Regions from separate parts of the Mus musculus genome. Here region 2 is linked to region 1. The links are chromatin loops, found by intact Hi-C in ENCODE. Cell type or tissue: left cerebral cortex. All regions are shown on one strand. Links, peaks and the distances in the headings refer to the core of each region. The heading gives the core; the rest is flanking DNA. Region 1 holds the start of Gm38712 (a long non-coding RNA gene). Region 2 has its middle 23 kb from the start of Kcna10.

Region 1 (12,149 bases), core at 2,248-10,247:
CTAAAGAGTATGCCTATAGTTTCATTGTCTTATTTATAGAACAAAAGGTATGGAGAGCAGGAAACCCTTGTGGGAGAATTAGTAATCATCGTAATTGGTGGCTTGTGCTTACCATGTGTCAGATGCTGTGCTGAGCTCCTGTGACCCAGCCCAACCTTCAGTCCTCATAGTCTTGTGACTTGCCTGTCAGTACTAGTCATTGGATGGGCCACAGAGGCAGAGGGAAAGAAGTGACCTGCACAAGGACAAGACGTGGTGGCTCTAGGTCTTGAATCAGATACCTGTGACTCCAGGGGTCCTGGGATCCGGATTCCCCCCTATATGTGTGTGCCCATGTGAGTGTGTGTGTGCGCCTATGTGTATGTCTATATGTTCTTGTGTGTTTGTGAGTGTGTGTATGTCCCTGTGAGTGTATGTGTGCCTGTGTGAGTATATGTATCTTTGTGAGTGTGTGTCCATGTGCATATGTGTGCCCATGTGCATGCGTGTCCCCTTGTGGGTGTGTGTATGTTCTCATGTATTTGTGAGTGTCTGTATGCCCCTGTGAGTGTGTATGGCTGTGTGAGTGTGTGTGTGTGTGTGTGTGTATAAGTCCGTGTGCCTGTGTGTGTGTGTGTTAATGACAAGTATCTTTGAATTTCACTTCTCTTTGGGATTTTCCTCTGGGCTCCACTTTTCTTTTGTCTTCTCATATGACATCCACTTTCCCTCTTTCCTTTAAAGTCTGACCTAAGTGTGAATGACAATGGAAAAAAATAACTAATGAAGGCAAAGAAGAAGAAAAGGCTATGGCAACAGCTCTTGTCCTGAACGGTCACTCTCTGGACACATTTGATAGTATCAGGGCTGGGAACAGAATAGTAGGAAAGAGAACATGGATCCAGTTCCCAGCATAGACAATTGTTAGCTGTGAGAACCTGAACTCCCAAATCCTTGAGCTTTAATCTCCTGATCTGTCAAAAAGGAAAGCAAAGCCCCCTCACTGTGGGACGGGCTAACCTAAGGGAGTGGAGAGCTAACTAGTTCCACCGGTAAGTTAAGCCAGAAAGGCTTTGATTTGATAGTTCCTCTTTTGGGTCTGCAGTTCTTAGTTTTGGTTCCAAAAGAAAACCCAGAGCGACCTGTGTTCCTTTTCCTTGGTGAAACACCCCAGGCCCACCCAGACCTTTCCTTTCCCGTTTGTCTGGTTTCCTGCATGGGACCCAGGCCTTGACTTTAGGGAAACGTTGTGGTGACCACTGTTAGGAGTGGCAAGTAATTATACTCATTAAAAGAAGAGTTTATGTAGGCAATTATTGAGTAATCACACCGAGTGTCAGAGTCACCATGCAGCTACATTTATCTACCATGCTGGAAGATTCAAAGCACCGTAATCTTCAAAGACAGGAAGCCAGTCAGCAGCTGCATGGCTGGAAGTCCTGGGAGGGCATGGGAGATGGATTGCCAGGGGATTTCTTTGGGGGCGGGGCAATGGTTATGTTTATTATGTTGAGTGTGTTGTTGGTTTTGCAGGTGCACACTCATGCTTATCAAATTCTACATTCTAAGAGATTCAATTTATTATACAGAACATACAACAATAAAGTCCTAAAACTTCCCCAAAGAAAAAAAGATTTGTAATCCTCTGTGCATCCCCTCCCGAGGGAGAAGTTCTCAGTTCCTCTCACCATTATTTAGGGACCCAGAAATACCCCATAATTTGTTTTGCTTGTATCATCTTCCTGGTATGACCAGTACCTCTTTTTGGTGCTCCCGTGCTTGCCGTGTGTTGGTCCAGCTCTTCTAGGCCACTGGCAGGCAGGGCAGAGGTGCACTGTGGGTATTTGATGCCTACCGTCAGGCTTAGGGAAAGATGTGACTATTTCACTCACGGAGAAAGATGCTTAAGCTCAGAGAGGATCATACACTGAGTAGGCTAAGTTAGCTGGTAAACGGTATGGTTGGGGCCAGTCTCAAGGTTGTGTGAATCCATAAGTTGCCATGTCAGCCTGCCAATGGGATACCAGGCTCTGGGTTCAGAATGTGGATTCAGGCTGTCAGAACTTAAAAACCCTGAGTGCGAATCCTCCTACCCAGAGGAGAGACTCAGACTTGACAGGAAGATTGCTTTTAGGTTAATAGTTAACTTGCCATATGTTGACTTGGGGACTAGAAACTATGGTCTGAGCTTCCAGACTCCAGTCCTCTGCTCACAGAACAGTTCGGTGAATGCCGCTCATATTTGCACAGCTTTGGGCTGTGCACTGCTCAGCCATGTGAAAAGAGAGGCACAGACAACATGTTTCCAGTCTCAGTTTGAAGAGCTCTGTGGACCATGGGATATTCACATGACCTTCCTTCTCAGGAGTTCATTTGTGAAATAAGTACTGCATTCTCTGAAGCCCCGCCTCCTTGCTAACTGGCTGTAGAGAGAGAAGAGAGGGCAGAAGGACTGAAGCTAACATCCGCAGTCAGTGCGTAGACTTCCAAAGGATCAAGGAGCTTATGAATGGAGTTGGTAAAGTCCATTGGTGAATGGACTTAGAAGTGGAATGAGTCTACTGTGAGCTTCATTATGGTTGCTGCTGCTGCTGCTTTGATGCTTTGTGGGTGTGTATCAGACACTGGAGAATATCTTTGAGAGTAGAGTGCTGCCCCTACTGACATCAGAAGTCTGTTGCTTACTGGAGAAGTCAGGGTAGGTTTCTGTAGGAAGTAGCAATCCTCTAGATTAACTGCAGCTGCTTCTAAGGGGGTCCTGGGTGGAGTCTTGGATCCTAGTCCAAGTTGTCTTCTGTGTCCCCTGTTCCTCTGAACTTCAAATGTTAATCCAATCCAAGACTGGCTGCAGAGTGTGAGCATGTGTTTCTGCCTAAGGCTGGGCTGCTCTGGGCTGGGCTCCCTCATGTACCTGTGAACCAAACAGCACAGTGGTTGAAGCACAACAGCGCAGCAGGTCTAGGGCCTTATCTTAGCCTGCTGTGATTTAGCTGAGACTCAGTTTCCTCAGTCATGTGCTGTCATGGTGAGGCTGGGGGATAAACCACTGAGTAGAGTCTGTCCCATGGAGACACAAGTGTAACATAGACATAGTATTACCATCCTCTATGGGAAATGGGAGTCAAAGGGCTACGCCAAGTGGTTATGGGATACTTTGAGGACTCTCAGACCACCTCTGGGAGCTGCCTGCAAGCACAATGCCCCAGATAAATTCACTACTGTCCCTTGTTTTTTCTCACTCAAGGCTCTTTCTGAGGTTGGCACCCTGTGTCCCTTAGACAGTTCATGCCATCTAGTGGCTCCTTGATAGTTCTCAGTGTGGCCAGGATGGTTTTCCAGCTGTTCACACCTATAAGGGCTTCACTGATGGGGAGGCCAGGTGGAGCAGGATAAACTGTGGACCACAGGTCACTTGACTGCCCTGCGAGCCTAGGCTCCAAGCAGCCAAGCCATTTTTTGTTGCCACACTCATGACAAGCTCCCTGGGACATCTGCCATCTGTTCAGGACTTGCATGGGCTTCACTTTCCAGGCCTACTTTGATGTCCTGTTCCCTGTGCTGAGAAAGACTGCCACTTCCCCAGCTGTCTAATCTGGACATCTGGGAGTCATGATGCGATCCACACTTTCTCTTTCATGGAGACATCCTCTACATTCAGCCAATCACGTGGCCTTGGCATCTGTGCATGCTTTCCCCCACTTCTCCCCGTGTGGCCCAATTCAGCCACCAGTGGGCATGGTTACACCTTCCCAAACATATTTTGGTCCTCTGCCTTCATACTAGGGCCCTTCTGCCCTCCTCTCTTTAAAGTGTCAGTAGTCACCTTCCTCCTGTGCAAGTCTTTATATCCTCTTTGACTCCCTATTGCTGTGCTCAACCAGCATTTCCTAAAAGGCAAACAAGGCCCTCTGTCCTCCATGTCCCTCTCTGTAGAAGTCTGTATGGGCATGACTAAACTGGCTTGAAGGTTCCAGTGGCTTAATTTAGATGTATAAGGCTAAGGTCTGAGATGAGATAGGCTTGGGGTCCATTCCTTTCTACCTCTGCCGCTTGCTATATATGTATGAACGTCCATTTCAGTGATGGGCAATGGGAGCATCTAGAACTTGTAAGTCTTCCTGCTTTGGCTTTAGCAGTTCCCCAGCCAGACCATAACACCCTCTCTGCCACTCAGCGACTTCTAATACTCACTTAGTGCTGTGTCTCTCAGGCCCTCTCTCTGATTCTCTATCCACTGACTCTATGTCTGGGACATGAACCTATTATATCAGGTTTTGAGATGTCCCGTTTACATTTCATACTATCCTCTCCTAGACAGGCAAGGCTATGTCTCTTCCTTATATTCTGCTGTCTGGTCTAACTTAAGAGTGGCTTCTCTGCATTGTGACCTGGTGCATTCCAGCAGACCGATGGACTCTGTAGCATATCCTGGCTTCGTCATCTTCTCTTGTCCTGCACCAACCTGGCCATTCTCAGAGATATCTCTAGCTTCCAAGCGCACCCACACAATTGTCCCAGATGGAAACACCTTGACTCAGATGTGATCCAACTGGCTCAGAGGTAGGCACACTTCCATTAGTTCGACCCAGCACATACTGGCCCTTAGTGTCCAGGTTCTACCTTGGCTGATCTGTGCCTGGCTGCAACTCTGACCTTGGGTCTTTCTCTTTTCCTCTCTGATGGTGGAGATGGAGAACATAGCAGGTACAGAAGAAACCACTTAAAATCATGTGATGACCCTGATCTGCCTACTCCCTAGGTAACCAAGGACCATGAGGCATGGACAAAGTTATTTTTCCCTTTTTAGGCCCCACTTTACATATTTGTAGGATGTGGATGTTGGATGCACGTATGATCTCTTTTTGTTCTAAGACAATTGCATTGGCTTCATTTAGTTATGGAATGGGAGCCTCAAGTAAGTAACGAACAGCCTTCCCTTCATCCTTAGCATCCTTAGTTCAACTATTCTTTATGCAGAGAGTCAAGAGACATTGATTTTCAGAGAGGTCAAGGTCACTTGATTCTAGTAAGTGACAGAGTGTGGCTTGGCTCAGGTCTCTCTGAGCTCCAGGACAACATCTCTCTCTTTGCCTGTTTAGAATGCAAGGAGGAGTCAGGAGATGCCAGGTCACTTCAAACACAAGTACTTCAAGAATTTCAAACAGTGCCAATCTGATGCTTGGTGCATTACAATGATGTTCTGAGTCCAAGCAGTGCCAACACCAGCAGAACACAAGGAGTCTACAGTCCTGAGACCTCGTGGGAGAGAGTGGGCTCACACTTCTCACTGGGTAGACAGAGACATCGAATGGAATCTTTCAGGTCAGAGCAGGAGCCCGATTGCTATTTTAAATTTGTCGATTTCTGGGTGAAGACTGAGGACAGAAGTATCAGATAATGGGAGGAAACCTTGTATGGAGTGGAGAGAGAGCAGAGCTTATTCAGGGAGCTCAGATCAAGAGCTCAGAGAGACTCAGCCTCTCTGACCCAGTCTTTGAAGCAGGGAGTGGGAAAATTAGAGGATTAAGGAAGTGCCTGAGCTATCTTGGCCAATTTTCTTGTGGTGGAGAGCAGAGATGCGAGTGAAAAGTGAAGGGAAGATGATGAGAGAGAGGGAGAGGGTCTGGAGGCACAGTGATCAGGTAGGAAGAGAGGCAGAGGTGGGAAGGCACCTAGTAGAGAGCCTGTAGTTTCCCATTTCTGCACGTTTCCAACCAAGAGAATTGGACTGCCTACTGGTCGTCTGTTATTCAAGGGTCATCCTACAGCACCACCTAGTGGCCATGTAGAAGAGGTGCAGCTAGGTTGGCCGAAGAGGAAAAGAAAGGTCCAGAAAAACAGACAAACAAACAAACAAACAACAAACAAACAAACAAACAACACAAATCAACAAAACTGAAAACAACCTCAATTGGGGATATGGTGTAGGAGTTCCCAGGAGTCTCTGAACCTAGTCAGAGCTAAGTTGTAAAGGTTGTTCATACTCTGAAAGGTTTCCTCTCTTCTCTGAACTCTAGCTCACAGATTTGCAAATCTCCCTGGGTTTCTATGTCAGGACTGAGTATGAACCTGACAGGTGGACTTGTCCTAGTGCAGCTGGAACACACTCACGGCTCCCAGGTCAGTGCAGTCAGATGAAGATGAGAGAGTAGAGCCACAGCACTGGATAGAGATGGACAATCACTTCTCTCTCAGCCATACCCTCTTCAAGATCGGTAAGCTTTCTAGACATAAGCACAGGTTCTTTCTCTAATAAAAGTAGGACCCAAAGCTGGAGCAGAAAGAAGAGAGGTGGCATGGAATAAGGGTCAAAGTGTAGCTCTTCTTTCCAGGCATGTGTGAGAAGGACAGTGACCTCACAGAGCTTGGTACTGTTTTTATTCTCATTAGACTCACTGACACCAAAGCTTAGTGAGCTAAGGTGACTTGCCAATGGCCATATAGATGGGGGACCAAGGGGTTGAAGGAAGGGATGAGCCTTGATCTGGTTGACTCCCCAGGGCACTGGGCCCACCTCTGTGAGAGACACAGAGCCTGGCACATGCATATTAGTTGAATTTGTAGATCCTAAGGGATGGATGAAGAAGCAAAGTGTCCAGACCCTGCTCTGACCCAAGGCTGAGAGTTGGCTTAAGCTCATCAGCCAAATAGAAAAGTGCATTTGAGAAAGAAAGCCTTCACAGAGGACGGGCACTTGGGAGGTTTGGGCAAGTTTGATTGTTTATTTTTTTTTAAAGTCGAGATCTACTAAGTTGCCTAAGATGGCCTCAAAAAAATGTAGGCTCAAAGTAATGCCTCCCCTCCTGGGTTTAAGCCTCTGAGTAGATGAGAACTGCAGATGCTCCTACTGTGTCTGGGTGGGGTTTGGGCATTTGGAGGTATATCTGCATCTTTCTCCCTCCCTCCCTCCCTCCCTCCCTCCCTCCCTCCCTCCCTCCCTCCCTCCCTCCCTCCCTTTCTTCCTTCCTTCCTTCCTTCCTGTCCAACCAGAAGAAAGGTTCTCTAGAATAATCTATATCAAGCATCTCTCATTATTCTGCCCCCTATTATACTATATGCCTCTTCATATGTTGCATCTTTGTCTATCAATTTGCTGGGTATGTACTTTTAATTGTCTTATTCTCCTTTTATTGGAAATCCATTCCATGGGATGAAGCACTCTGGGGGCTCAGTTCATATCTTCAGAGTAAGCACTTACATGGATGAGTGGATTCCAGAGTAAGGGAAACCAGACAGAGCACAGAAACAGGCCTCTTTGTTCTCAGGAGTTGTGCATTCTGCTGCAAGAATGGAGACTACACCATGAAGATCATAGTGTTCCAAGAGGGGATACCAGAGGAAGACTGATGAAAGGAAAGTCATGTGCAGTCTGGATTTATTGTATCTAGGGGAATAGTGAACTATCAAGAGTTTGGGATGGGAGATGACAGACTGAATCTAACCCTTGTTTCAGAAAGACAACTGCAACTGAAGATAACTTCAGAAAGATACATGCTATATTTGTAATGGAAATGTAGTATAATGAGTGGATCTGAAAATTAGTTGGAAGGAAGTTGCTTCCCGATGAGAGATAAGTGTGTGGACTCAAGCCACTTGTTCAAGTAAAGGAAGATTAGAAGGGAAGAGAGCAGAGACACAAAGGTAGAGAATGCCAATTAGAAGCTACTGGGAAAGGCAGAGTCCCCACAGAGGGAAGCTGTGGTAGGCAGGAGTTTGTGAGGTCATAGTAATAGCTCCCATAAATTGCCCGTCTGAGCATCTGTCTCGATGCTCAGAGGGAAGCTGAGACCCTCGGGATGGAGGCTTCAGATCTATGGACATTTGAAATCAAGGGGAGAATAAGACCCCCTGGATGATGGTGTAGACAGAGTAAGGAGGTTTGAAGGTGCCACTAGAATTCTTCAGAATGCTCACATCATGGGGGGAGGGAAGGGAGAAAAGGGCTGTCCTTCCTGCCATCCCAGTAAAGAATATGGAAGGTTGGACCACCACTGTGTCCCTGCTCGGGGTCAGTGCTTGTCCTGCACTGGGGTCAGGGCTTTTACCTCAGAAAGAATAAATAATTTATCAGCAGCATCTGCAGAGTTAAAACCAGTACTTTAAATAAATCTGACAAAGGTTTTGTACGATTTTCATTCAAAGCACCCGCCTTCCTGTCCTTTCTGTGTGGCAGAGGTGACTGTGCTCTGAAGATGAGAGCCGCTATCCAGAAGTGAGTTCCAGGTGCGTGCTTGTGGATAGGTCTGGGATATGGAAAGACACTGGAGCTGGAAGATGCGGATGGGAAGAAAAGATAGGATGCTGACCCTCCTAAAGGGGCTTGCTCACCTGTGAGGATACCTGCACTGCAAGGTAGGGTCTTGACTGCTTACAGGCAGGGCTCACTGGACCACATACTGTTGTTGCTGGATCCTTCCCGTGCTACATGGAGGCTGGCCATTATAGTGTGGAAAAAGACTTTCTTCTAATTTGAGGAGTCTAGAAGCCCAACTTTCTTCGCCTTTGCCTTTTAGCTTGGTGTGGCCTGAAAAACTTACTGACTCTGTCTGTTCTTTTAATCTGGATCTGCTGCTTTGTTGACGTGGGGGTGGGGGTGGGGAGGCAAGGAAGGCCACACCCTCAGATGAGAAAAGGCAGGGAGATTTATAAGAGAATAATACAATAAATCAATACAGGGCCCAGGCTTGATGACCCATTCCTGTAATCCCAGCAGTGAGGAGACAGAGGCAGGAAGATCACCACAAGTTTGAGGATAGTCTGATTTACACAGCGAGTTCCAGGTTAGCTAAGGCTACAAAGAAAGATATTTGTCTAGAGTAAACCAAAACCAAAGCAAGCAAACAAGCAAGCAACCAGCAAGCCCACAGGCTAGGCCAAGCGGGTGGAGAACCCTCTTTGGGCGACTTAGCATCAGTACTCACAGACAGTCCAGGCTTGGCAAATTCTCATTTGCTTTTTACACCTCCAACCTCCCCCATCTCTCTTGGTAGCATCATTTCTTAATTGCTCAGGCCCAAACCCCAGGATGTAGCCTTTGACTAATCCACCTGAGCTGGATGTCTAATCCCCTTCAAAGAATCAAGTCCATGATCACACACTGTAATCTTTTATGTGCGCCACCTCCCTCCCCCACCCCCACCCCGACCCCTTGCAGAAGCAAAGGAGATGAAAAAACAAGTCAGGTGTTGTTATGACTTTGTTCAAAACTCAGTGGTTGTTCTCACCCTCAGAAACAGCCAACGTCCTCTGTGGCCTAAAAGGCTCTCTACCATCTGTCCCTGTATACCTTTCTGACCTCATTTGCAACCACCCTCCCTGTGCTCATTCTGCTCGGGCCAGCTGCCTCCGTGTTGGTCCTCAAACTCAGAAAGCACAGAGATGGCAGCACTGGCTGTCCCCAGCGCCCAGAGGGCCTTGACCTCAGTTTTAAGACTCCACCTTTTTAAGGGTTCTTCGCTTGCACATCACATTGCTTCCATATTACCCATTAGCCCTGTGGTTGGCACGGAGGAAGCATGTGTTAATCTTCATGCAGTAGGAACCCGGCCAGTGCTTCTACCTTCGGGTATGAAATCTTGCTCCTACTGCCCTTAACAGTTCATCTGCAAAAGCATGCACCCCTTCCTCCGAGAAATGCACAGCACCTCAGGCATACCAAGGCGCCAGGATGTGCGACCACCAGGCACCAGAGGAAGCCACACTCCATAGCGCTGAAGACTGCTGCAGATGAGGCTGTGGCAACCTGCGGTCCCTGAAGCCTTCCTAACACCCACGCACCTGGAGAGAGGCAACTGCTAGCTGCAGGCCTGAGTTTCTGAGCCAGCTGCACTGCCCCTCCCCCCTGCACACACACACACACACACACACACACACACACACACACACACACACACACACACACTCCTCAAGCAATATCTTGGGGGGATTTAGTTTTATTTAAAGGAGAAGGTGAGATTTTGAGAGTTTAAAAAGAGTTTTCCCACCTATCTATCGAGCCCCAAACCCCAGCACCTCCAGTCACCTGAGGTCACATCTCTTATGACACTCTCCCCCTTCTCTATTCTAAAAATACAGAATCTAGAAACTGAAGTTTTAGTGAAGCTCTGGGCTTTCCCGGAACAACATCCTCAGCCTTCCTAAGATTACTTGGACCTAACCAAGGAGTTGCTGTCCCTTGTACATAGCAAAAACTGCTGTCAGCTATGTGAACTGCTGTCAGCTATGTGAGCTTCAGAGAGGGAGGAAGAGAGCAAGACGGAGGGGGGTGGGGGGAGGAGACCAGGCACTAACTTGAGGTGTAACCAGGGATGGGAGCACCTATCAGCCTTAGCCTCCAAGCAAACTTGACACGTCTGGCTCCTCTGCTCCTGACCTCACACATCCATGTCTCTCCTAGACCCTCCTCATCTTTCCCTTCCCTGTGGTCCCTGTGCATGCAGACCAGCCTTGCAGGCTCTCAGCACTGAGCAATGTATTAAGGATCAGCTCAGAGGTCCTGAGTTTGTCTAATTATTACAGATGCAAAAAGCTCAGACCTCATTACCTCCTGCCCCTCCCCTGCATGAACGCCCCCTCCCCCAGTCTCTACCTGTACTTTGTCCCACTGAGGCCTGACTTTTTCACCCTTTCTCAGGGGCAGCCAGCCATGGAAAGTCCTTCATTGGACAGAAAGGATGGTAAGAGGTGAGGATGGGATGGGACATTGGGGCAGAGCATCAATTGTGAGATGTGGATCTGAGCTGCAGGTCTTGGAATGATTGGGGTGGCAAATGAGCAGGGTTAACTCAAGGTACTGAACCAAGTGGAAAGAGTCAGTCTTGGAGATCCTCAGTCCCACATACAGCTCATGCCTTTTCATTCTCAGTCTCGAAGCTCATTTTAAAATAGCCTCCTACCGAGTACCCAGGGTATTCTATGTGACAAATCTTTTTGCCTGCCAAACTGTTTTTTTTGTTATGCAATGAAGAGTGTGGCCATGTACTGCTAGCCATGTGAACATCTAAAACAGCCAACATAGCTTCTGGCCAGTGTGAAAGGCTGTATATGCCTCACTAATGTGTGAGAATTCAGCCCACGGTAAAGCCACTCAACATTCTATTTTGTCTGGGAAGCCTTATCAAAAGTAAAGGTGTAACTTTTCCTCTCAGGCTTTTAACATTCTAAAAAATCATGAAAGCATTCATTACTGTCCCTTTGGGCGTTCAGTCTTGAGGGACTCGGGTTCAGATACTGGCTTGGGTGTCTGACTTGCTCAATCTTGTTAGGTCTGCTCCTTGGCTGTACAAACAATGGCTTATTAACTAATATTTTAAATGTTTTCCTAAGGCATGGGTCTTAGGGTTAAATTTAACTTCAGTCCTCCAGCATTGCCTCCATAAAATGTGGGGGGCTGTGGCGTAAAGATCGTGTGGGCAGCCTGATTACAACTCCATCGAAAGCAACAGTGGCTAGGACTCCTAGCAAGCTCAGAGAACAGTGGTTTGAAGAGCCCTCTAAAAACTGTGAGGTTAGATCACATTGTAGAAACAAACACCAACCAAATAAAAAACAAAATACAACAAAACAACCAATCGGTCATGTAAGGCCTCTTGAAATTGATCAGATACAAATAGTCCATTGAGACTGTTCATGAAAAACTTTTGCACGTCTGGTAAGAATGTGGGAGTTTGTGGTATTCCCTTGCTCAGGACTTTTTCCTCCCCTCCAAGCTCAGGTGAGTCAGTAGGGCTATGGGTTCCCTCAGAGGACATTGCCTTGGTTTGGAGACGAGGACAAACATCTCACTCCAGTACAGTTTTCAGTCCACGGAGCAAACTTGATACAAAATAGATGGACCTCAGCCCTGCCAGCCTGTTGTTGTGAGGCTGTTGGTGGGGAGCTGAACCAATGGATTATTCAGCAGACTGACAGGAATCTGGAAATAAAGAGAGCCTCAGAAGGAGTAAATATTCCTTCCACACATACGTGGCTGATCAGGAGGCTGTGTTCCTACATCCCTTGAGGGCCTGGTGGAAAGCGAAAGCTGAAGACTTGAAACCCTCATGTACTTTGGACATTCTGTCCCAATCCTGATCCACTGTTAGTGGAAATCTGACTCAAGGTTTCAAAGGCTGAAAGTCATCATCACCTTGACTGGAAGAGAAGTTACTTATGGGTTACGCCTTTGGGCG
Region 2 (12,149 bases), core at 2,306-10,305, 66 kb before region 1:
TACTGGGCTGAAGACAAGAGATTGGTCAGTCTGTGTTGTGGGGCTGTGAAGGGCAGCCTGTTTTGGTTGAATGAGGCTTGCTCCAGAGACCACCCAGTAGAAAACTCTACAAGGGAACAGTGAGCTACATTCCCAGAGACAGGTACCTGACACCACAGAGCAGCCAGCTCCATAATCCCATGACTATAAGTCATGCAGATAAAGCCCCAAGATCCTGGCATTCTGGCTAAACTCCTCCCCCACAGTTACCTGACTATAGCCAGGTATGCTCCTCCTCACAGTTACCTGGCAAGGTAGCCCAGCCCGCTATAAAAGGAGCTGCTTGACTCCTCACTTTCCTTAAGCGCTCACCTTTCTTATTCTCATTCCTAGCTCTCCCTTCCCCCCTTTCTCTATGTGGCCATGGCTGGCCTCTCTCTTTCTTTCTACCTTCTCTCTTTCTCCTTGCCTTTCTACAATAAAGCTCTAAAACCATAGACTGTCTCTGGTCATCAAGGCCCACTGTACTTGAACAATGGGATAGGCTTTCCCCTAAAGAGCTGCATCTAACCTCCCACTGGAAGGCCTTCCTGTGCTCCAGCCATGGACAGGACCAAAGACTCTCTCACCCATGTGGGAACCACCCAGCGTCCCCTCTCTCCTGCCCTCTCCTCCCTTCGAGCAGCCCCTGGGGCCCCCACTTTGTTCTCAGCTCTTCCAAGGTGTCCAGCTGTGTCTGGGATGCCCAAGACTGAGAACCTGTTATCTCTGGCCTCTGTGAGGTCAAGAGACCTTGGATTGTCCCTTGCGACCCTCCGGAGGGCTGGGATTCTGTGGTTTCCCACAGCCAGACACCCACCTGGGGCCATGTGGAAAGCTTGTGACAGTCCTCCCGTGTCCGCCTGCCTAAAGCACCGGAACTCTGGAGGGACTTGGGTGTTCTCCCACTCCCTTTATTCCCCCATGCCTGGTACCCTGCACTGTGTTACTTCTGGAGGCTCCAGGGCACCATTTATAGCTCCTAGAAGCTGCTTCTGTTAGCCTTCACCTTCCAATCCAACAATGGCGCATCTCCTGATCCCTAGCTTTCAATCCTCTCCTTTAGGAATAGTCTTTAGGAAGACTTTTTAAATTATGTTGTGCATATTGGATAATACAGAGCAATCTCTCGATTTCATGATGTTTAAAGCAATCATGTCTAAATTCTCCTTTGCTGCATAAAATAATGTATTCATAGGTTTTGGGGATCAGGATGGGGCATCTTTGTATTTTTCTGTCTCTTGCAGGGTCCTTATGCACAGTGTGGACTCTAAAGTCTCCATGCCAACAGATGGCATGTATAAGTCTGGTGTTAAGCATCATGGTAGGACCTACCCTTCAGAAGATGAATCAGGTGAAGAGCACTTGTAGGCCCTGGAATTGGGTCCCATGGCTCTGCAGAGCGGTACAGGTGTGAGCAGTCCCTTACCCCACAAGGGGCCTGGCAGAGGGAACAGAGCTAAGCCCTCAAAGGCATAAGGCTCAGGTTATGGTCCCTCTTGGATGAGTCTGAGAGTGGATTGATCCTGTGGTATAGGGTTACTAGCTAAGTTCAATGGCCTCACTGATGTTGCTGCATGTATGTTTTATTTTATTTTATTTTATTTTTTTTTGTGAATGTACATTTTAAAGGAGACATTTTATCATTTTTATCAGACTATGAAAGTAATCCAAGAAAATTAATATCCATGACTCTAACCTCCTTGTTACTCTCATTGGGAAAAAAAGCAGACACTTTCTGAGTCATTTTCTGTTCCTTCTGCTCACAAGGACACAGGATCCCTTGTGCTTCAAGTGCAGTCCCCTTTTAACGGACTCTGACAACTGTGCTGTGGTGAAGAGCTGTGTGGGTTAGCTGAGGTTCAGCCTGGGCAAGGGGAAAGGGAGCAGCCTCGGGCTGTTGGAGGAGGTGTTGTTATTTTGATCTCAAAGGCACTTTCTCTGTGTAATCTCACTTGCCAAGCAGGGTGCACAACACAGAACAAGGTTCAGGAGCCAGATGAGAGTCTGTAAATTTGGGTCTGTCCTTGCCCATGCTGATCCTACTGCCTGCTATGAACCAGGGCCATATAGGTCTGGTAATAAGCACCTCGCTCTCCTGAGGGGAGTAGAGGGTAGGCTGGTGATGTAAATTTCATCTACATTGCATTTTAAAGAAATGAAGATGAGTATCTTCTTTCGAGTGAATTTCCTTAATAAGAATGTTTTAGGGTTTTGGAAAACATTCTTGTCCTAGTTTAAGGGTAGAAAGACTTTCTGCATAGAAAGGGGAGAGGGAGAGAGTAAGGGAGGGGGGAAGAAAGGAAAGTAGAGGAGGAGGGAGAAGCAAGCAGAAGGGAAGAGGGATCGGAAGGGAGGGGAGGAGGGTGGAGATAGAGAGAGCACATTTAGAGCCCCCCTCTTCCATACTCTTCTTTCCCAGCTGGCTGTCGCCAGCAGCTCACCTGGCTGAGATCAGCCACCCAAGCTCAGAAACAGGCGAGTATTTTCAGACCTCTCTACTTGCAGGAAGCTCCTCTGATGGGGGCATCTATGCTGGGGTATCTGAGGTGAAGAAACAAGGCAAAAGAGGGCACACTGGCCACAGAAGCTCAGGCAGTAGTGTCCAGCCAGCCTGGGAACTTGTGCCCAGCTGGAAAATTGTGCTCCATTGTGGGAAGCGTTTCAGAGGCCTCTCTCAGCTGTGTCTTCAACTCCTTCTTGGGAACTGGGAAGAGACAGCTGTCTGTGCATCTGTCTTCAGTCTGTGATCCACTCCCTGGACTCCTTGTCAGTCCTCACCTCTACTGTAGGGATTCCGGTTTCTCTAACGCTGGCCATGGAGCTTGGTCTCCTTAGAGAGGAGTCAGGAGGTCCCAAGGGAGAGAGCTGAGGGTCAGCCTTAGCATTTTTATTTTTTGAGATGGACCTTGAATTTCTCCTTATTATCCTCCCCAAAGTACCTGCTTCTGTGGAGGCAGGTTACCCTGGGGGAAACAGACAATTACAAGGCCTCCACTGTACATTGAGATTTTCATGGTACCTTCCTGCTTTGGCTGACTGGTGAGAAGGGCCATCCAGAGCTATCTACCCCTGGCCATCACTGGTTGGACACTTTTTTGACTGGATAGGCTGAAGCTTCAGGAAGGCCCCAGGTGGCTCCCAAGAGGGATAGGGCCCCATGATGTCCCTCCTGTCACTGTTGTCTGTCTTGTTCTTAGTGCCCAGAGAACAGATGGGGAACTGGGTCAGGAACGGTGAGCGGGAGGGAAACACTGAACAAATTAACCAGACAGGAGCTTTGTGAGGCTGAGACCCATGGCCTGGTTAGCTCTGGGCCCTTTCTTGAAACAGCAGCTTTTAAATGGGCTGGATGTAGTGGAACACACCTGTAAGCCTAGGCTTAGACAGAGGTAGGAAGACCTGGAGGCCAGATCCAGCTAGTCAGTTCCAGTTTCAGGACATCTTGGGCTATCCGGCCAGATCCTATCTCCTACCTCCCTTCCCCGAAAGGGAGTGTGTGTGTGTTTGTGTATGTGTGTGTGTGCTTGTGTGTGTTTATTCATTTACCCGACAGTGACAGAGCATGTACTTTTTTCTTTTCTTTCTTTCTTTTTTTCTTTCTTTCTTTTTCACATGTGAGGTTCTAGGGTTAACTTCCTGTCAGGAGCAAGAATCCTTACGTGTGAAGTTCATATTCTAGTCAAGATGACAGGAACTGACCAAATGATCTTACAAATGGGTAACTGTGGGCTTTGGTGGGTATTTTAAAGCCATAGCTCATCAGGATGAGAGAAAGATTCACAAGGAATATGGGGCTTTGGTCCAGGGTAGGCGGTTCTTTGTCAGTGTTTGAGAAAGACGGGGGCTGGGAGTAAGGACGGTCAGGGCATGGGGAGGAGTCAGGCTGTAAGGATGGTCAGGGCATGGGGAGGACTCAGGCTGGAGAAAGTAGAGAGGACCTCTTGGTTAGGAGAGTCTCAGTGGAGCTCAGGAAGTGCTGAGGAGGCCAGTAGGATAGAGGATAGAGTGGGAGGAAGCAGCATGCAGAACCAGAAAAACAGCAGGGGTGGGGAAGAGGAAGAAAGTATAGGATGTGTGTGTGTGTGTGTGTGTGTGTGTGGTGTGGTGTGTGTGTGTCTATGTGGTATGTGTGTGTGTATGTGTGTGGTGTGTGTGTCTGTGTGGTGTGTGTGTCTGTGTATGTGTGGTGTGTGTGTGTGTGGTGTGTGTGTGTGTGTGGTGTATGTGTGTGTGTGTGTGTGTGTGTGTGTGTGTGGTGTGTCTCTCTGTGTGTGTAGGGGGAACACATGGGGTTTTATCTAAGAAAACCAGAAAGTCATTCAATGGTCTGAAGCAGGAGGGAGAATATCTCATGGGGTGAGCCATGGTGGGAAAGAGGAAGGGGAATAAATGGGGACCAGGAAAGAGGTAAATGCAACATCTCCCACTGTTGTGGTGTCAGGGTAGATATAGAAGGATGAGTGAAGCACTCAGAGGACACCATCGGCAGAGCCTGGGATAGAGTGGATTCACGGAAGGATGGGTGCTTCTTACCTGCAGAAACTCCAGCAGCTCACAGTGCAAGGGTTTTGGAGATGCGGAGTGTATTTGAAAATATTTTCTACTGTAACACAAAACTCAACCTCTGGAAGAAGACTTATCTCCAAGGTTGGCTAATTTAACAGCTCCATAATGTAACAAAAGAAATGGGTCCTTCCCTGCTTCCTACTTTGCTCAGAGATTTGGGTGTCAAATTGTCTCCTCACAGGCAAGAGGTGGCTGCTGAAGTTCCGGACATCACATACAGTCATGAGTATATGAGCACCATTTAAAGTAATCCTTTTCAGCACCCTGTTCAGTTTCTCTTCAGTTTCTTGGCCAAAACCAGCTCACAGTATGATTCATGTGTTAATAACTTGTATGAGTTAGGATTACACCATATTCTCTCAGTAAGGGACACCCTCAACAAAAGCAGGTTCTCTTGATAAAGATGGCAAGGGGAGTGGATTCTTTGAAGGTCACTGAGGGTGCCTGCCAACTAGAAGTGGAGACAGAGAAAATTCTGAACTGTCCCCAGAGAAGGCAGATTTTCCAGGTTGGAACCCCCCCCACCCCAATCTCAGCCAATCAATTCAGGCCTTTTCTTCAACAGAACTAAAGTTAGAGGGTCTTGGAGTAGCAAAGTCATTCTTAAACTCTGTCGGTCATGAGGTGAATTGGGGTAAGGGTTAAAAAAATGCCCATTTCAGATTTCCCAGTGAACACCTGAATAGAAGTCCTGGGAGGAGGAGGAGGAGGAGGAGGAGGAGGAGGAGGAGGAGGAGGAGGAGGAGGAGGAGGAGGTTGTTAGGACTCTGTCAGACGAGATCCTCAGGCAATTCAGATGGAATAGGATCTTGGAAACTAGCAGGCTCTATATTACAGGAGAGCCACACCTAGAGGGGAGACTTAATCTATCCCAGTTCCCACGGAGGGTAGGTTAGTCTCAGAGAGGGCCAGTAGGAAGCAATCCAGTGCGCGGAGTCTTTCTTTGTGCGGATGGGGTGGAACCATGATTCTTGTGAGTCTATCTGAACCGTAACACCTCACTACATTCAGTTCTTAAATGACCCTGGTCTGAGGCTTCATTTTGCAAATGGGTGCACACAGAACCTTGGGCAGTACGGACAGACAGAATTCCACCTCTCTTGGCTCAGCCTGTGTATCTTAGCAGCTCGATGGGGGCTCTGCGTTCTTCCCACTTTTTGAAGGTAACCAGGCAGGTCCAGCTGGGGACAAAGTTTAAGGGATTCTTGTCTTCTGAAGACATGAACTCCCCTGTGGTAGAAGAGCCAGTCCCTGCAGAGCTGTTGCCTCCCAGGAGGCCATTTCCATATGCACAGGGCTAGCCTGGCCAGCAGAGGTCACTGGGCGGGTACAAATGCGGCTTGCAGAGCAAGCTGTTCGGTGGCCGCCCCCGCGCCCTCTCTCAGATTCCTCCCTGCAGTCCGAAGCTGGGCGCTTAGAGCATGCTGCAGTTTTTATCTTGTTGAGAAAGATCGGGTGGCAGTGGGTGGCTGGTGCCGAGTGCAATAAGCCTGGCTGTGCGCCCTGGCCCCAGGGTTCCGACCACTACGCCCCTCCCTCGAGGGAACTGCAGAGATTTGCCTGGGATCTGCTGCCATTTTTCCTTCCCAGTCTGTATCGGGCCGCGGAGACTAGCCCAACCAGAGCCTTCAAACCAGAGCTTTTGCTGCCTGAAGCACTCCTGAAGCCATCATCAAAGCCTGCATGCAGGGGGTGGTGGGGGCCAGGAAAGTGGGTTAGCGATTTCATTTTAGAGCAAGAATACCCCAAACTCTTGGAGGGTCTTGCAGCAAGGATATTAAACATGAAGGCAGCAAGTCTTTGAATTCCTATTTAGCTGGGCATCTTGATAGGTTATTCTGCATCGTGGTCTCTGCTGCTGTACAAAGCATGTAGTGATCTTACCTGCCTCATGGGGGTGCTACAAGGCTCTAAATAGAAAGTTTGGGGGCAGAACCTGACACAGGGTCAGAGCTGTTCTTGTTTTGTACTCTTGATATCAATGCCAACATCTTTCCAGTCCCAAAGTCTACCAAAAGAAAGTGAGACTCCTTCAGTCATGGCCACTGCTGGCCTTGGAGCCGCTAATGCACCTCACTGCAGCAGAGGACGCCTTGAGCTCTCACAGGGCTTCTCCACCAACCAGAGCCAATAAACCATCCATCTATTGCCAGAGAATGGTCCTCAGGGAGCATTCTCTTTACCTCATGTCCTACCTTATTGTAGCTTATGGGTCTGTGGGCCCTTGGTGCCCTCACCAGGGTTTAAGTGAGGCCACGAGGGACAAGACTTTGCCGAGTGGTACAAGGAAGTGCTGTGTGTTTGGTTACATCTCTGTTTCCAGCAGATGGGCCTAGTCTTTGGCATTGTCTTTAGAGGACTCTGCAGGTCTTTCCTGTAGCTGTGGCTCCCTAGGCCCTCCCTGGTGACTATGTCTATTGAAAGAGCTCTTTGTACATGGCCATCTGGGAAAAGAATGGCAGTTGGAATGCCCCCGCAACTGCCTGCCAGTATCATTCAGCCCCCTGGGTGGGCGAGGGCCATATAGCCTGCCAGGAGCGTGATGATGCTCAACTGCAGACCAGATTCCTTAGTTCCCACGCACCACGCATGGCTGTCCCCTCTCTGCAAAGTGTGACAGAAGGAGCGATGGACTAGGACTGAGGAGACTTGAGTTGTCCTCGGGCAAGGTTCTTCACCTCTTTGATGGTAGGATTTTCACTTATACAGTGGTACAATGCACACACACACACACACACACACACACACACACACACACACACACACACACACACAGACCCTTGTACATGCTAGACAAGTATCTGCAATTGAACCACAAACATACCTTTAAAATAGAGATAATGGTAGCTGTGCTCCCCAGGAAGTCTAGAGGGATGGTGCCCGTAGGTCTTTGACAGAAATACAAGACTAGAAGTAGGTGGGTACAGTTCCTGCTGAGTTATTGAACTGCCATGAATTCTGCACTGGTCATTTTTGTGGGCAATCAAATGGTTGCCAAGCAGAGGGCACAAAGGAGACTGATGAGGGAGGACTTTGACCTTGGAGATTCTCTGCTCTCACTTTATTGTAGAGGCAGGGCTCACGTATCTGATGACAGAGGCACATACAACTTACAGACTTCAATTAATGTGATTAATGTGGCTCATCACCACAGGCCAGTTTCCTGAAACAAAGATTTTCATGCAGGATGTTTATTGGACAGGGTGTCCAATACAATGACAGCAAGATTCAGGGGGACAGAATGCCATTCTGTGCCAAAGTTGGGGTTCCAACTGTCCCTATAGAGGACTCTGAGAAGGATGGCTCTTCTGAGAGGTTCCTACTTCAGGTTGAGGAGCAAGGGCATCATGTCTGTCCATCAATTTGTCGTTGAATGGGAGTGTCTTTCATAGATGCCCGTGTCTTCTGGGGTAGGCAGTACTTGTAGAAGGAAATAGTTGTAAGTGGTCAGCAGCCAAGAGCTGTCAGCAGCTGTGAGCATGAGGTGTCCACCCTGCAAGTTGGCCTGTTCGGTGAACACCCCACTCCACTTGGAAGGACTCTCATGATGTCTAATACTAATGACCAGGCTCTATGATCAATGCTGACTTCTTGGAAACTTCTAGGGCAGGACAATTCATCTCCTTTTCTTTCCTATCTGTTTATATGATATTAGAGGGTGCATTTTAGAATGCAGAGGCTTTTTCCTAATCCTCAGTAGACTGGGGGTGAACTAACCCTCTACCACCCAACCAAGACCAAATAATAAGTTCAGTTGTTCTTTCATAGTGGTGGCAAGGTTTTGGAAAAGGTTGAAGGCAACATTTCTTCAGCCTCCTTTTTAGGCCTCCCTCCTTTGTGTTCTTTATGCATCCTTGTGACCAACTTCCCCAGTTACTGTTCTATTGCTGTGAAGAGACACCATGACTGAGGCAACCCTTCTAAAAGAGAACATTTAATTAGGGGCTGGCTTATAGTTTCAGAGGCTTAGTCCATTATCATCATGGAGGTGGGGAGCATGGCAGCACACAGGCAGACACGGCACTAGAGAATTAGCTGAGAGTTCTATATTCTGATCTGGAGGGAAGGAGGGAGGGAGGAGGGAGAGAGAGAAAGAGAGGGGGAGAGGGAGAGATAGATAGGTAGATAGATAGATAGTAGACTAGTATGAGGGTTTGAACCTCAAAGCCCATCCTCAATGACACACTTTCTCCAAAAAGGCCATGCTGTCCAACCCATCTAATCCCTTCAAAGAATTTAACTCCCTGGTAACTAAGCATTCAAACCTATGAGCCTATGGGAGCCATTTTTATTCAAATCGGCATACCACCCTACCTGTACTTAAACTGTCCCTCTATCTGACTTGCTCTTGTTTGTCTCAGACCCAGTTCAGGCACAACTCTCCTCCCATCCTTGGAATATGTGCCACTTTGCTGAGATAATGAGTTAATGAATAAACAGTTCTCAGAAAAGTGCAGAGTACTGTTCATACATTACACACATACATTTACACCTGCTGAGCTCCACTCCAATGCTAGTTACTGTTACTCGGTCCTTTGACATAATGTGCACTTCACCATCCTCAGATAGAACTATGCTTTACTTTAATGGCTTGCTTCCTTTTCCTTGGTAAGCAGATAACACATCCTTTCTTGATACCCATGCCTTCTAGCACAGGGCCTGACAGAGTAGATAATCAGTAAAAATATGTAAAACGAATGGAGGCGTTATACTTCTGGTGGAATAGTTAAAAAATACACTCCTTTAAAGGATATTTAATCAGGGATACTTAGGAGTGGTTCACTGACAATGGTCAGTTGTGGCACCTAGTTGTTTAATAATTACTGAATATTGAGTTCATGAGTTGATATAGGTAGATGGTTGGTTGGGCAGACAGATGGATAGATGGAAGATGGATAGATGGAAGATGGATAGATGGTTAACAAACTGTGGACTAATGCCAGGGTTTGCAAATAGGACAGGATGACGGGTGAGAAGAAAAGGACTAAAATTTCACTGATGCCAAACCAATCAGGGATGAACTGAGGAGGAGACACCTGCAGCCCTTGCAGCCAGCCGCTGTGATCTTGCTTAGAGGAGACTAAGGAAGTGCTGCCCCTGCAGGTCCCCACCTGCAGGGAGTGTGTCTGCAGGGAAGGTGCTTGGTCATTACTCACTCTGACACATCCCCAAGGTCATGACAAATGCTGTGTGCTGAATCAGGGAGAGGTGGGCAGTGGGTGGATGGACTTTGCTGGAGACAGGGAACCAGAAGCTACGGTATCTGGGTCTTAAGAGGACTGATAGAAAGTTCCCCAAGGAAAGAATTGGGGCCAGAGACAGTGACCTTGTAAGAGGCTATCGAGGCTCTCACCAACCCCCCCCCCCCCCCCGAGAACATGTGCAGGTCTATGCTTCATTTCAGGAAGTCCCGCCTCCAGAGAGATCTTGTATCTGAATGTTGGTGTGATAAGCAAGCAGGTAGTTGATAGGCAGAAATAGTTTGTTGACAGCCACTTTGGTGAGAGAGCTGGGGTCTGTCAGCAAGGGACCACACTAGTCAATTGTCCCCCACCACTGTGATGAAATTCTCGACATAATCAAGTTAAAAGAGGACATTTTTATTTTGGGTCATGGTTTTAGAGAGTTTGGTTCACAGTCATTTGGACCTCTGTTTCTTGGTCACTGTGAGTCAGAACATAACAGAGTGTGAAGAAAGGGGCTTTTCTTTTCTGGTGGACGGGAATCAGGGAGCAAGGAGGACACTGAGAGAGGAGTAACCTTCAGAGCTACATCCCCTCAGATCTACTTCTGCTAGTGAAACCCCACCTCCTAAAGTTTCCAGAACTAGCATCCCAAAATAGTCTTACCAGATAAGCATGTTTTCAGCCATGAGCTAGTGGAGGGCATTCCCTACTGAAGTCAATGATAGGGATGCTCTAGTGCCATGGCAGAGGGAATTGGTTAAGAGAGGAAGATAGAAGCTTGGTCCTTGCTCTACAGAACCCTTGCTGTTGGTTCTGGATGGGGCAGTACTGTTTCCCTAGAGACCACAAAAAGTCTGGGGGGGGGGGCTGTAATTCTACCTTGAAAGGACAATGCTTTATATTGGACCCATGTCCAGGAAGGAGACATGTTCTGGAGTCTTGTAATGAAGGACAGCTCTGCACAAGAAAGAATTCTCTCAGTTCCAAAAGTAGCATCCTCCCTAAGAAATGGAGTTCAGCCAAAAGGGTCATTTTATACTACTCATTTGCAGTGCTTGATTCTCTGTCCTGTTTTCCCCAACACACTTAACCCACTAACACAGCCCCTTTCTCCTCCTGTTCACTGTGAGCCAGAGGAGGGAGGTGGAAAGTAAGTGAGAAGTAGCTAGACCTTCTGCCTGTGGGGCAGGCTCCCTGCTATAGCAGCAGGAGTTCTGACCAATGCACTAGAGGAGGTGGGCTTCTGGGAAGTGCATAGGGAGAATTCTGTCCATTTTCTAGTTCTCTTTGTAGAGTCCCTGATGCCTCCAGACAGACCATCACGAGGGTGTGGCTAGGCGGGGCTTGCAGCTCCATTGCCACCCTATGATGGGTCAGGAGCTACCTTACCAGCCTCCCCATCTTGGCTCTTTCCTTAGGCTCAGGACTGGGCTGTCAAGTATAGCTTGGGAAGCAGGGAGGGAGGGTGAGTCTAGCACCACATGTCCTGGAAGGACAAATGTGAAAATATAAAAAGCTTCTGGTCTTGGGGCCGAGTCACACGACTGGGTGGCCTGCCACCTTGGCTGTCGAATTGTCAGTTCCTGGGAGGGTTGATGCTCCAGCTTCAGCTAGGGCGGGGGTGGGTGGGAAAAGCTGGGTTGTGAAGATAACAGGTCTTGGTTGAGTCATGATTGAACTCTCCTGCAGATGTCTTCCAGCTTCAGAGGAGGAAACTGAGGCCCAGGGCCGTGGCGGGCAAGGTGTACTCTAACTCAGACTTGAATCCTCTGATTCTTCACCTAGCCTTGCTTGTCCGTGGTGCAGCCAATGCCTCTCTCCTCGGCAGAAGCTAGTGAAGCTAGCTGAAGAGGAGAGAGCTCCCTAGGGTTTTTCCTGGAGGGTGGTGTGGAGGTTTGGGGGAAGTGTCAGCATCTTCTGTAGTCCTCTGCTTTTGGCCTAGAAAGGGCGATATTCAACCAACCATCTTTCGGGGGGATGGTCTAGGGGTCAGGCGACTAGTTCTGGCACCCTACAGGACCAGATCTGATGTCTTGAATGAGCTCAGTGAGGGCAGCTGGCTTCTGTAATGACAGGCCACTGAGCAGCTTGCAGGAGTTTAGTGACATTTTAGCTGCCAATTCTTTGGGCCACTTAGGAGGCAGCTGGGGAAGAAGGGATGGCTTGGTTGGGCTTGGACAGGAGGGCTTCGGGCAACTAGGCTCCTTAATAATTACTCTAATTTCACTTGACTGATCCTGGGTACCCCAAAGAGAAGTGGGGTACAAGGCTCACTCTGGCCTACTGATAGTCAGGAGTCTCTGTCTCCAGCTTCCTCAAGAACACTGCTTAATGCCCACAGATTGCCTTGAGTCTCCCCTGGGCCTCGGCTTGGCC

The links. A loop is a pair of places that touch in the nucleus more often than their neighbours do. Peaks named below come from ENCODE experiments on the same cell type or tissue, not always from the same donor. Only the 100,000 strongest peaks of a DNase experiment are listed, where the experiment ranks them.
Region 2: a loop joins it to region 1, with 4 times the contacts of the local background. A loop is called at or near these places in 12 of 42 quality-filtered maps.

The regions. Positions count from the first base shown.
Region 1 is chr3:107,087,792-107,099,940 of GRCm38, reverse strand. It overlaps Gm38712 (a long non-coding RNA gene), which reads left to right and starts at 7,042. Exons shown (of 4, transcript XR_003954542.1): 1 at 7,042-7,076; 2 at 8,122-8,331. It also overlaps a transcript of Kcna2 not described here. In left cerebral cortex, for the core only: CTCF peaks have their summits at 3,282 (motif pointing left) and 5,759 (motif pointing left); DNase peaks (open chromatin) are centred at 3,656, 5,211, 5,726, 9,748 and 1 more place; H3K27ac peaks cover 201 bases.
Region 2 is chr3:107,153,997-107,166,145 of GRCm38, reverse strand. No RefSeq gene overlaps it. Among named protein-coding and RNA genes, the nearest start is that of Kcna10, 23 kb to the left of the region's middle. In left cerebral cortex, for the core only: CTCF peaks have their summits at 5,895 (motif pointing right) and 6,491; DNase peaks (open chromatin) are centred at 4,729, 5,969, 6,468, 7,086 and 2 more places; H3K4me3 peaks cover 489 bases.